Regions from separate parts of the Homo sapiens genome. Here region 1 is linked to region 2. A link is a loop called in an ENCODE intact Hi-C map of the cell type or tissue named here. Cell type or tissue: Calu3. All regions are shown on one strand. Each heading gives the region's core, and the rest is flanking DNA. Links, peaks and the distances in the headings are about the cores only.

Evidence for each region. A loop is a pair of places that touch in the nucleus more often than their neighbours do. Peaks named below come from ENCODE experiments on the same cell type or tissue, not always from the same donor. Only the 100,000 strongest peaks of a DNase experiment are listed, where the experiment ranks them.
Region 1: it touches region 2 in a loop (5-fold over the local background); 2 of 110 quality-filtered maps call a loop at or near these places.

The regions. Positions count from the first base shown.
Region 1 is chr3:148,375,406-148,385,905 of GRCh38, forward strand. The region is part of intron 4 of LINC02046 (long intergenic non-protein coding RNA 2046); the gene reads left to right. It overlaps LOC105374147 (a long non-coding RNA gene), which reads right to left. Exons shown (of 4, transcript XR_924566.2): 4 at 8,437-9,464. Among named protein-coding and RNA genes, the nearest start is that of LINC02046, 100 kb to the left of the region's middle. In Calu3, for the core only: a CTCF peak has its summit at 4,558 (motif pointing right); a DNase peak (open chromatin) is centred at 4,566.
Region 2 is chr3:148,879,860-148,882,359 of GRCh38, forward strand. CPA3 (carboxypeptidase A3) reads left to right here. Exons shown (of 11, transcript NM_001870.4): 6 at 1-30; 7 at 1,663-1,773. Among named protein-coding and RNA genes, the nearest start is that of CPA3, 16 kb to the left of the region's middle. In Calu3, for the core only: a CTCF peak has its summit at 1,018; a DNase peak (open chromatin) is centred at 1,002.

The DNA.
Region 1 (10,500 bases), core at 3,434-5,933, 500 kb before region 2:
GCTGAGGAGAAAGTGGGTGATGTCTAAAAAGAGTCAATACACTACTCATTCTAGAAGCTCAAAGTTTAGAAGAATAGGAAGAGGCTTCTTGTTCTAAGCCTGTGTCCAGGCAATATTTTCTCTACAATTTCTTTCAGGTAAGTTGCTTTCCTGATTGCAACTATTCCCACTCATCCATCTTTGCTTTTCTAAAATGCCATTTAAATATGCAACTGCCCTGCTCCAAAATCTATTACAAAAATAATCAGCTATTTAATGTGCATGACTTCCAAGATCTGTTTCCAGCCCACAGCCCTAATCATCTTAATCTATAAAACATACACCTGGCTCATCAGACAAGCATACTCATCTGCCATGTTCATTCACGCACTAGGCTTCTATCGCTTAACCCTGCCCTTAACCCAACATGGTTTAGGAAATCCAGCATGAGTGCTACCTCCAGCTTTCTCTAAAATGGTGACACAACAGAAAAAAGATAAGCTTTGGAGTTAAATTCCCAGGTGAAAAGCCCCTGGGCCTCCCTGAAATCTAGTTTCATCGTCTGCAGAATGAAATGAAATAATCAATACTGTCTCAAGAATATGGTAAAGAGAATACTGAACCCATACTAACCTTGCTTTATTTTAATTTCTCTTTCATTTATTGACATAATGCTATTTTTATCTTTGTTTTATCTAATAATATTGATGACATTTGTTAATTCTGTCACTCAAGCAAAATTGCAGTCCTATGAGGACATACACCGTATTTCTCTCTTCTGTGTTCCTTGCTACAGTGCTGGACATACTGAAAATGCTCAAAAATATGTACTTACCAATTGATGAATGAGATACATGATTGCCAATAAGTTAAAAGAAATAATTGAATAATTAATGTTTTTGATGTAGTACAAGGGTGCTTCATCATAAGCGTAACTGGTTAGCAATGAAATCCAGCTTTGTCAAATAATAAAAAAAGAGAAATAAAATAATGCGAATAAGGTGGAAATATTTTACCAAAAATTTTAATATTTCCTAAAATTTAATTTTGGGACATTCAGAAAGAAGGAAAGTATTTACATAAGAAAGATAGAAGGCTGGGTGCAGTGTCTCATGCCTGTAATCCCAGCACTTTGGGAGGCCCAGGCGGGCGGATCACAAGGTCAAGAGTTCGAGACCAGCCTGACCAATATGATGAAACCCCATCTCTACTAAAAATACAAAATAAATAAATAAATAAATAAATAAATAAATAAATAAATAAGCCAGGCGTGGTGGCATATGCCTGTAATCCCAGCTACTCGGGAGGCTGAGGCAGGAGAAACGCTTGAACCTGGGAGGCGGAGACTGCAGTGAGCTGAGATCACGCCACTGCACTCCAGCCTGGGCGACAGAGCGAGACTCCGCCTCAGAAAAAAAAAAAAAAAAAAAAAGAGAGAAAGAAAGAAAGAAAGAGAAAGAAGGAAGGAAGGAAGGAAGGAAGGAAGGAAGGAAAAGGAAGGAAGGAAGGAAGGAAAGAAAGAAGGAAAGAAAGAAAGGAGAAATACGTTCAAAACAATAAAGATTAGCCATTTCGACATGAAGCTATACTGAATCTATTCTCAAATTCTCACATTTAACCTCAGAAATGTAGATGATATATGCTTGAAAATAATGTTTTTTTTCTACAAAGCAAGGTCATCATCTCTACAACTCAAAAAAAAGGTAACAAAACTTTGTGTTTACACATTTAGAAAAAACTAAAGGGAAAAAGTGCATTTTTAAAAATGCAGAATTTTCTAACTTTTAAAAAGTAAGTAATATGTGTTTCATATTAAATAAAATATTAAACATCCATATTTCAAGTAAAAGTTAGCATGATATGCCCTCCTATCCCCATTCTGCTGGGATAATACAAATGTGTTTCCCATTTCATATTTCATAATTAAGCACAAAACACCATCTAATGAAGTTTTTAGGATATCTTATTCAAATAGTGATTCAGAGAATCCTGTAGATGAATAAAAACACATGATCAGAAATGCCTGCACAGCCACAAAATCTCAACTATGTAATTAGGGGATCTGTTTTGTGTCTAGCTCAAATTACATATTATTTGATAAATATGTGTTTATCTGGTTATGAGACAAAATTCTCCCTCCTTTATGTTTGAATCCACATCTCTGATAATCAAAAAAGTATATACTTGATATACTTGAATTCATGAGAAACATACTCACTGAGTTCTAATAACATTTTCCACCAAACTCTTAACGCATTCATAATGGTTTATTTAAAATAAGTATTTATTAAAAATGTAATAAAACATGACAGTTATCATTGTCTGACTTGCAAGTAACAGGACCTAAATTCGAATTCTGGCTTTTTCATTTGCCAGCTTTACAGTATTACTTTAAAGAAGTTACTTAACCTCTCCAAGGCTTACTTTTATCATTTATAAAATGAGGTTAATGATACAACCACAGAGATCTTGAAAGAATTAAGTGTTCAATATATATTAATAACTGTTAAAACTAACTGCTTCCTGGCCTCAAAACTGAAAACCTTAAGGATGTATTATATAGAGAGTTTGCCTGTGTATCTGCCTCAGTACTTGGCTAAGTGACTGACATATAATATAGATATAATATTTTATGAGTAAATTAAATGAAAATAATTTGGGAGTTGAATGCAAAATATTTCTATATGCCTATACACTTGCAGGGTACCATCCAGAAAAGTTTTTCAGGATGTCATATTATTCTAAGCCATTGGTCAGGATGGAGGGAGAGAAGGACTTAATGAGATAAGGGGTTCCTCTGTGACTTTACTTTTGACATTTGAACAAGATAGTGCTGAAATTTAAATCTACTCGTATAGATTTCAAGTTCACTTACATATATACTTAAAAACTCTCCTATGTTGTTCAAATAATTAAATTTATTGCTTTTCAGAATTTATGCAGAATTGTGAGGCAAAACTTAAAAAATTATATGAGAATAAAGGCCAGAAGGTGAGTATAGGAAGGAAGCAAAACTATCTCAATAATTTAGGTTATAAAAAATTCTTATGTGAATGAGTTACAGAATTCTCAAGCTTTATTTGAGATAAGACACAAAACATGAAGCTGAGAATTGTAATTATTTCCTACAACAAAAAGTAGAAATAATTTAACACATAATGTTCTAATAATTTGACATTTATTCATTGAATATATATTTTTCTAAGGTATTTTTAGGTCCATCTTGTCCATACAGTAGCCACTAGACACATGAGACTATTTAAATTTAAATTTATATTAATTAATATTTAAAAATCACGCTAGGCACGGTGGCTCACACCTGTAATCCCACCACTTTGTGAGGCCAAGGCGGTCAGATCACTTGAGGCTAGGAGTTCAAGACCGGTCTGGCCAACATGGGGAAATCCTGTCTCTATTAAAAATACAAAAATTAGCCAGACGTGGTGGTGCATGCCTGTAGTTCCAGATACCCAGGAAGCTGAGAGATGAGAATCGCTTGAACTTGAGCATGGGAGGCAGAGGTTGCCATGGATCTGCAGCCTGGGAGTCGAGATCACACCACCGCACTCCCGCCTGGGTGACAGAGCAAGACTGTGTCTCAAAAAAAATAAAATTAAAATTTGTCCCTCAGTCACACTAGCCACATTTCAATTGCTCTATAGCCACATGTGACCAGTGATTACCGTATTGGATAGTTCAGAAAACATTTTTATCATCACAGAAAGTTTCATAGGACAATAACTCTTCTAGATAGTTTGGGGTCACAAAAAAGGCTGAGGGCAGTACATTATAGCCAAAGAGCTGAAGATATGCTAGAGGCGATGAAACATGAGCAAAAACCATTTTAATACAAAACAAGTTTTAATTTTACAAATCAAGTGCCACAAGAACACTAGTGACCACAGAAGACTGTTCGTTAAGATTTGAGTTTAATTTTGAAGAATGAACAAGATATTTACATTTGTTGCATGGCTTTAAGTTTCTCTTTATGTAAAAGATAAAATTTCTAGGGCAGCAATTATAGGAAAGTGAAGATTTTTAATGCTATTCGACTAATGTTTCTTCTTACTTTATAAGTGTTGTGTCTTTACTAGAAAAATCTAAGGGGATTTTACTTTCATCTTAAGATTTTTAGATCTTTCATCGTTCCTTAACAATTATTTGAAGACTCCAGAAATAATGCACTTCTAAATTATTTTAAATTCAAAATTGCTTCATTGAGATTTGGTACTTAACCTAGTTCATGTTAAGAAGCAATGAATATGATGTGTTAAATGCAAAAACAATGTGGTATCAGTGCTATGAATTTAGTTTATAAATTCCTTCCTGAGATAAAAGCATTCATATTAAAAATACAAAAAAGTATTTTTTGTTTTGTCCGATTCATCACCTCTCTACATCATTTTCTCTATCTTCCTAGGAACACAAACACAGACACTACATAAGGCTTAGAGCGTAAAATGGTAGGAAGCTATGACACTTGCCTGTTGTACTCAAGAGCATTACTGACAGGCTCTCACTTAATACGATGGAAAGAACCTCCCTTAGGTGTCCCAAGGAGGTGTAATAACTTACTAACACAAGGTGGTGCTCTGTTCTTATGAAACAGCCTGTCTTTGCTTTGGTTCTAGGAAGCAGAGGTCAAACATTCTTACAGCTTGACCATTTTTCTTGAAGGTTTTAAAAACTGTTAATGTCTCATTCTCACTTAAAAACCTCATCCAAACCATTTAAAAATCATTCTTAGAAAGCTGTCCTAATCATAATTCCAACCACTCAGGGAGGATCCAATTTATCTCATTGTTCTCAACAGTAATTTTGATGGCAGTAGGCCTTGGATCGCTCACTGATTGCTTCTTTTCATTTTTCTCTGTTTGTGATCCTTTTGATCAGATAGTTCTTACACTTTTTTTGGGGTTGTCTCAAGCCTATTGTTTCTGTAAACTGATCAGACTTTTTCCAGACAAAACTGCCAGATTGACCTCCAAATAAATGATTAGAACAACTTTGACTCTCCTTCAGCTAACCAGTCTATTATTATTTATTTATTTCATTTTGCTTCCTACGTATGAACATATATAATATATCGTTGTATAGTTATATTAATATGTTTACCTGTTGGTAAATCTCTAATTTCATCCTTCCTGTAGAAAAACCTTGACAATGTAATTTGAAAATGTGACATGCAGTTAACCACATTTAAATAATCCTCCTTATGACTGAACAGGAAACAGGCCAATGCCATATTCCATTTAATGATATTTTTAAGGGAAGAATAACTATAGCTTCAAATATGGATATATATGTACACATATATGTGCATCTACATATAACACAAAAATATACAAATTATAAATATCTATAAATATTCCTGGAAAGAGCTAAAGGCAGGATTCTAGCATTACATAATTTCACATATGCCAAATCCTCTAATCAAATGGAATCTGATTATTTATGCTGCCAGGTAGTTATATATTTCTTTCTAATACTTCTCAAGGAAACTTTCCATAGCTGTCTTAAATTTCTCAAGGACATTGATCTCAAAATAATCTCAACCTCTATTCTTCTATTCTGAATCTTATGAAAGCATTTATCTTGTTTATAAATAGCTAAAAACTTCTTAAGAAATCAGACTGGAAGAGGTTGCATATATTTCAAACATTTTAAAATCACAAAACAAAACCAGTAAGTCAAGAAAATAGACAAGAAAAGATTCCATTTGTTTTAAAGTGTGTTCTAAAATCATATCACTAATGAAAGTCTGCTGATGTCATGACAATGTCATAGCTTCAGCTCTTCAAAGAACATGTTGTCTGGTTACTATAGCATTGCTATATTTGGATTAATTAGAAACGGAAACGTGGATAGCATTAGCTTTGAAATTAAATGAGCCCCCTAACGGGGAAGCTAATTACTGAATTCATTCTGAAGATCTGTTTTACTCGTGAAAATTTAGGTTATTAAATTGAACAATATGTGCTCAGGACTAGAAATGGAAATCAGGGCATCCTCGGACGGAGCACAGGGGAACCAGTGGCTCTTATGGAGCCAGACCTGATATTAGTCTTTTGTTAGAGAGGATTATTATTGTTAATATTGTCACCTTTATGACAAAGGTTCTAATATGAAGAGTACTTGGAATTCTTAAAAAGCTTCCATTAGTCCATTCAATACCCTACTCTGACTTCCATTAATGTATCTTCCCTACTGTGTGATTAGGAAGCTCCACCGGAAGCCATAATCTGGATGCATTGGGGAAGATTTAGGGAGGAAACTTTTCCATAAGCTTGAAAGACAAAAATGGCATTTATCTGGGTTTCAAATGTTTCTTCTCCTTGAGGTTTCGTTTTCTGAATTAAAGTTTGAAGTGAACATACTATATATTCACAGTATTGTGCTTTTCAAATGTCCCCCTCACACAAACATACATACAAACACAGCAAAGATAGCAGGAGGCAGGTTATGGTCAGAGAAAATTCAGCTCCCTTTGTTATGCTATTTAAGTAATCGTTAAGTACATTACTAATATCCATGGCCATTTTTAAAACCAAGTAGCAATAACTAGTTTATCTCACTAAAGCACCAAGATCCTTAGGAACCAGAAAGAAGCTTTTCAGCATCACATCCAATATGCCCCTAATACTTAGTAAAGGCTGATATGATGATGCAGATCTTTTGATCACTTTTGGGATTAAGATCCAAGTTATGTTACTAAATCCCAATTCAATAAGGCAGTGCGGAAGATGCTGACCTAGCAGGGTCTTTATAACTGAAAGCCAGTGTTTGGTTTTATTGACAGAACTTTGTGCTAAAGACATGGAGTTTCCCAGCTACTTCAGGGTTATCCCAGTTACCTGTTCTCTCTCCACCTCCCACAGACTATATTGTGATAATCTCTAGAATTATCCCCAAAAGGAAGAAATAAAACATCTGCTTGGTGTATTCCTTATCAATCTTTATTCTATACTTCTCTTTCTGGATTCTCCATGATTCAGAGCACCTCCAGCCATATTCCAGCTGTGTGGTGCAAAGGACCCAGGCATTGTTTTAAAAATTCTTGAATCATAATGAACTAATAAGGTCCTCAATATAGCATATTTCTCTCATTGTTTAGGTGAGTTAAATTATTTGTAAGTTACAAAAGCCATGCATCTTTCTTGTTTTACTCCAAACATCATATTGGCACTTCATAATAGAAAAATTGAAAGTTGGCTATGTGGTAATATACTTTTTATCATAGACTTGTGTAATACTGTATTAATATATAACAAGTCCATGTAACATCTTTATTTTGTCTAAGAAATAAGTCTAGAGAAATGAGTGATTTATTTTTATAGAAACTGCATCCAAGAACTGCAGAGTTTTCAGCCCCAGAAACAAGAAAACAAGAACCTTATCAAGATATGGGTGCTGTAATGGGCTAGATTTTTCTTTAAAAAGAAAGAAAAAAGGAATAGGGAAGGTGTACGCAGTCTTGCAAATGAGGCAAGAACTGTTCTACAGAGTCAGGAGAGAGTCGAAATAAGGATGCCTGATGCTGAGTTGCAGAATCATTAGACTGTTACTCCTTATCTTCTTTCTGCCTGTGAATAATTTCAATGACCAGTACGTAGTAATGACATTGCGTATGTATACATGATAATATATTATGCAGTAATTTAAAATATGTTGGAAGTGTTGTGCCATTGGAAAAATTGCTGAAGGGGTAATGTTATAAAAAAGGCTTAGTGCAAGAAAATAAGATAGGTGATATAATATCAACTATATGAAACGTTTAGATAAGTAACAAAACTAGAAGAAAATATGTCAAAATGTTAAGAGAGGTTAGGATTTTAGGTAGTAACTTAAGGCCCTATATGTCTGGCCACCTGTAATTCTCTGAGATCATCTTTTACTATTGCTTCACTCCCCATCCCCCACAACAGTATCCTGCTCCAGCCACAGTACTGTTCTTCTTCTTATTGTTATTAAGTTCTGCGGTACATGTGCAAAACGTGCAGTTTTGTTCCATAGGTATACACGTGCCATGGTGGTTTGCTGCACCCATCAACCTGTCATCTACACTAGGTATTTCTCCTAATGTTATCCCTCCCCCAGCTCCCCACCATCTGACAGGCCCCGGTGTGTGATGTTCCCCTCCCTATGTCCATGTGTTCTCATTGTTCAACTCCCACTTATAAGTGAGAAGATGTGGTGCTTGGTTTTCTGTTCTTGTAATAGTTTGCTGAGAATGATGGTTTCCAGCTTCATCCACGTCCCTGCAAAAGACATGAACTCATTCTTTTTTATGGCTGCATAGTATTCCATGGTGTATATGTGCCATGTTTTCTTTATCCAATCTATTATTAATGAGCATTTGGGTTGGTTCCAAGTCTTTGCTATTATCAATAGTGCCACAATAAATGCTATATAAAATTACATCCACACTTTATTTTTCTCCATAGCTGTTACCATTACCTGACATAACTTACCAACGTAGGGATTGCTTTTTGCTAGTATTTCCCAAGAAAACAGAATGATTGCTTAGAAAGGGAGAGAAGAGGAAGCTGAGGGTGTATGTTAGAAAGTGATGGAATTTAGGCTAATAAGAAAGGAAAGAAGAATATTTGGGAGAGGCAGAGATGTCAGGCAGAACAATCACTGGATTATACATCACAAAAATTTTGAGGATCAGGGAACCAGGATAAATAAGCCTGGAAAAATAAGAAGTACTAGTCAAGAATGTTGTTGTTTGTTTTGTTTTGTTTTGTTTGCTTTGGAAGTGAGAATTGTGGAGGGATTGCAACTACTGTCTGGTGTCATTTCCTTACCTTTATAGACACCCTGCCTAATGGGTTTTGGACTGAATTATTCAGGAGGGGAAAAGAAAAAAAGGGGTAGAGGATATTCCACTCTTACTATTTTGATGTATATAATTAGCAGGCTCTGTCTAGATAAGTATGCACCTATAGTAACTTCCTTTTGAAAAAATAAAAATCAGATCTAATGGAACATTTGCAAACTGCTTTTCTTGCACTCAGTAATGTGTCATGGACATTATTTCATGTTAAAAAATATAGATATATATTTTTAAAACTATATAATATTTCACTACTTGTAGAGACCATAATATAGTTAACCAGTAACTGATTGTTGAGCATTCATATTGTTTTTCTCACACTTTAATAGACAAAGTAAAATCTGTATATACTTGATTTCTATTTTGCATACTTGTTGCTATGGGTTTGAATATATTACCTCCAAAATCAGGTGTTGCCAATGTGAAAGTATTAAGAGGTAGAGTCTGTAAGAGGTGATTAGGTCATGAGGGTTCGTCCCTCATGAATGGGATTAAGACCCTTTTAAAGGATCTTTGCAGAGTGCTTGGTAGCTTACCCTTCCACCTTCCACCAGATGAGGACACAATGTTTCTTCCATCTGGAGAATGCAACTCTCACCAGTCGAACCTGCCACCATCTTGATCTTACACTTCCCAGCATCCAGAACTGTGAGAAATGAATTTTTGTTTTTTATAAACTACCCAGTTTGTGACAGTCTGTTATAATAGCACAAAACAGACTAAGACACATGTTTACATCCTTTGGGTAAACTTTTAGGAGTGGAATTATATAGCAAAAGACCATTAGATTTTAAATGTTGATATTAATTTACTGAACAAGCATTTATTAAGAATTTGCAATGTTTCTCAGGCACTATTGTAGTCTTTTTGAATATGGCAATAATCAAAACAGAAAAGAATGGCAGCTTTTATGAAGCTAATGTACTGGTACAAATATAGTTGAGATGATTCAATCAACTTATATTTCCACCAACACTGTATCAAAGTATCCATTTCCTCTTATCTTCACTAACTTCACTGGCTATTTCAAAACTTTAATACTTTTGGCTAATCAATTTTTTTCTTATTTTAATTGTTTCAATAATTTGCACTATTTGATTACTAGAAAAGTTAGACATGTGATAGGCTTATTAGTCATTGTATTTCTACTTCTACATTACATTTTTGTGCTGTTTGCTCTTTTTTTCCCTATTTGGTTATTTTTTCCTTATTTGATTTACAAAAGGTTTTCAAATGAAAAGAAATATAAACTTCTTAGTAGAGAATAATTGTTCAGGCTGCCGAAAAAATAAATATCCTTTCTAATATGAGAGAATTCCATGCTGCCTCCCACTCAGGAAGCCAAATAAGACATGCCATTTTCTCTCTCCAACCTAGTATAGCAAGTACATTGGAGTCAAATGCCCTAAGGATGGCCAATCAGATGCTTCTGTGGGGGATATTGAATCTAGAGGAGGTAATTCAATACAGAGAGTCTTTTAGAAATAATTTGAGATACCTGTGTTAAATAAAAAGCCCCAAAGCTTCCCCATGAACTCTTAGTGAAAATATGCCATTTTGGTACAGTGCCTTTGCTGTACTTGTTCCATCTTGCTTCTAATTAAACTTGCTTCTCAAGCCTTCCTGTTGGTTCTGTGAGCAACTCCCAAAACAACCTTTAGGCTAATGTTAACCAGTAATTT
Region 2 (2,500 bases), core at 1-2,500:
CCAGCATTCTGCCAGTGGTTTGTCTATCAGGTAAGTGAATCAGAAGACTCCCAATTCTCCTTTGACTGCCAAGTCTCCAGCACTTCACTAAGTGGCGACATCTTTCCAAACACGCAATTCCACTTAGCTAGAAGAGCCCATACTTGGTGCTGTCAGGGAAGAAACGCTCTGAATTTTACTCATCATTACAGTTTTTATGAAATTGACAACTTCCCTCCAAACAATTCTTAAACTCAAGCTAAGAGTTTATGAAACTCACACTTTTCTTGGGCTATCACATGAAAGTTTTTACTGTAGTCAAGTATGGAAAATCTGAAACAACCTTCACATAACCTACAAATGTAACTTTTCTTCAATGAGCTCAAAACATAGATATTTAATTTTAATTCCTCTTTAGATAATACATTGGCCGCACATGTACTTGGAATTTTAATATTTAAGTTTCCTTTCTGAGTGAAAAATAACTCACTTTTTTCTTTTTTTTTTTTTTGAGATGGAGTCTCACTCTGTCACCCAGGCTGGAATGCAGTGGTGCAATCTCGTCTCACTGCAACCTCCGCCTCCTGGGTTCAAGCAATTCTACTACCTCAGTCTCCAAAGTAGCTGGAACTACAGGCATGCGCCACCATGCCTGGCTAATTTTTGTATTTTTAGTAGAGACTGGATTTTGCCATGTTGGCCAGGCTGTTATCAAACTCCTGATCCCAAGTAATCTGTCCCCCTCGGCCTCCCAAAGTGCTGGGATAACAGGTATGAGCCACCACACTGGGCCTACAATTCACTTTTTTAAAAGGTTTATCTAGTTTATATATTCAATATTCCTCTCACTCTATTGCCAATGTATTTTGACTCCTACCATATTTTAATTTTCTCTTTCTGTCAGCTTTTGCACATGGCACAGTGGTGAAATATGTGTAACAATGGTTTTCTGGGCATAGATATTTTTCTAGAAAAGAATCCACCAGGAAGTGACCTGTAGTTACTTTTGCTCTCCCAACTGAGGGCCAAGAGCTCCCCCTACTCAACACATAAAGGAATGCACATCACAGGTCTACAAAAAATCTTGTCTCCAATTCAGATGTACCTAGAAGGACTTCCCAAGAGTGGTGAGAGAGATTTTAGGTAGCTACAGAAAGTGCATGTGATTAGAGAAATTTCAGTCAGATATAGAAAAAAAAAAGTTGTTCAATCTCTGAATTCTTGGGTATTTTATTAATACAATTTTTTATTTAATCCTGCTTATAACTATCTCACAAATTCTCTCCAATATTTTCATATTCCTGTGCTTACAGACTCTATCTATATTTATGTAAAAGATGTGAGAGAATCAATTAAAAATAAGTTGTATTACAAATTTTCCATTTGGCTTCCAATCTTTCTATGAAACATATCTCTCATGCTACATTTGGAATGCTATAAGTCTCGATAATTAAATGCTCCTTTAAAGACTATTCATTTCCATTAATGTCACTAGTCTAAATAAGTTAGGTTTTTTTCCCCTTTAAACTATATGGATTGTTTATTTTTGTTCATTTTAGGGAAAATATGCTTGAAAACATGTGACCTTGGGAAGTGACTCAAGTTATTACTATTATAACCACAGCTTTCCACATAATAGCTAAACTTCATACCAATAGCTTAATTTTTTTTCACCTCCGACAGGCAACCAAAACTTATGGGAGAAACAAAATTATGACCAAACTCTTGGACCGAATGAATTTTTACATTCTTCCTGTGTTCAATGTTGATGGATATATTTGGTCATGGACAAAGGTACTGCTCTCTACTCTCTTGTTTGCATTTAGATATTATTTGCTGGCTTTAATACACAATGTTATGCATTCAGCTTAGGGTTTAGGTAACTAGTTAATTCTAATTCAGAAAAGTATATTTTTTAAAATCTCAGTTTCAAATTAAGTATGATTTCTTGGTTGCATAGGTATCCTTGAAATAATATAAAATTTTTGCTGCTGAAGCTAGTTATGTGGGAAAATGAAATAAAGTAGTAATTACAGAGGAAATGTATGATTGCATTATATGATATGGCATATCTAGCTAAGAATAAAGCCAATTAATTGATTTTAAAACAAAAACCTTTGTATTTCATCAATTTTGAATAGAATTTGAGGTAGAATCATTGTATCAAAAAAAATAAAAGAGAGGTACAGATACCTATTTGTCTTTTTACAGTATATTTTATTATCCTGCTTTTGCTAAATAAGAACTCTCAGGCAGACACTGTCACATCAAATTATTTTCTGCAAATAATGCTCCAACAGTAAAAATTTGACCTGCATTATATCTGAATCTATATATGGTGAACAAGCTAATGAAGTTATAATTTAAATTATGGTTAATTTCAGAACACCGTTAGTCATCTTCTAATACTGTGAACTAATCAACAGTGTTTAAAATTAACTGAATTATTTCATCAAAGCCTAAGGATATAATATTAAAAACCATGATTCTGAAAATACTACAAATTATAAGAAAACAATAT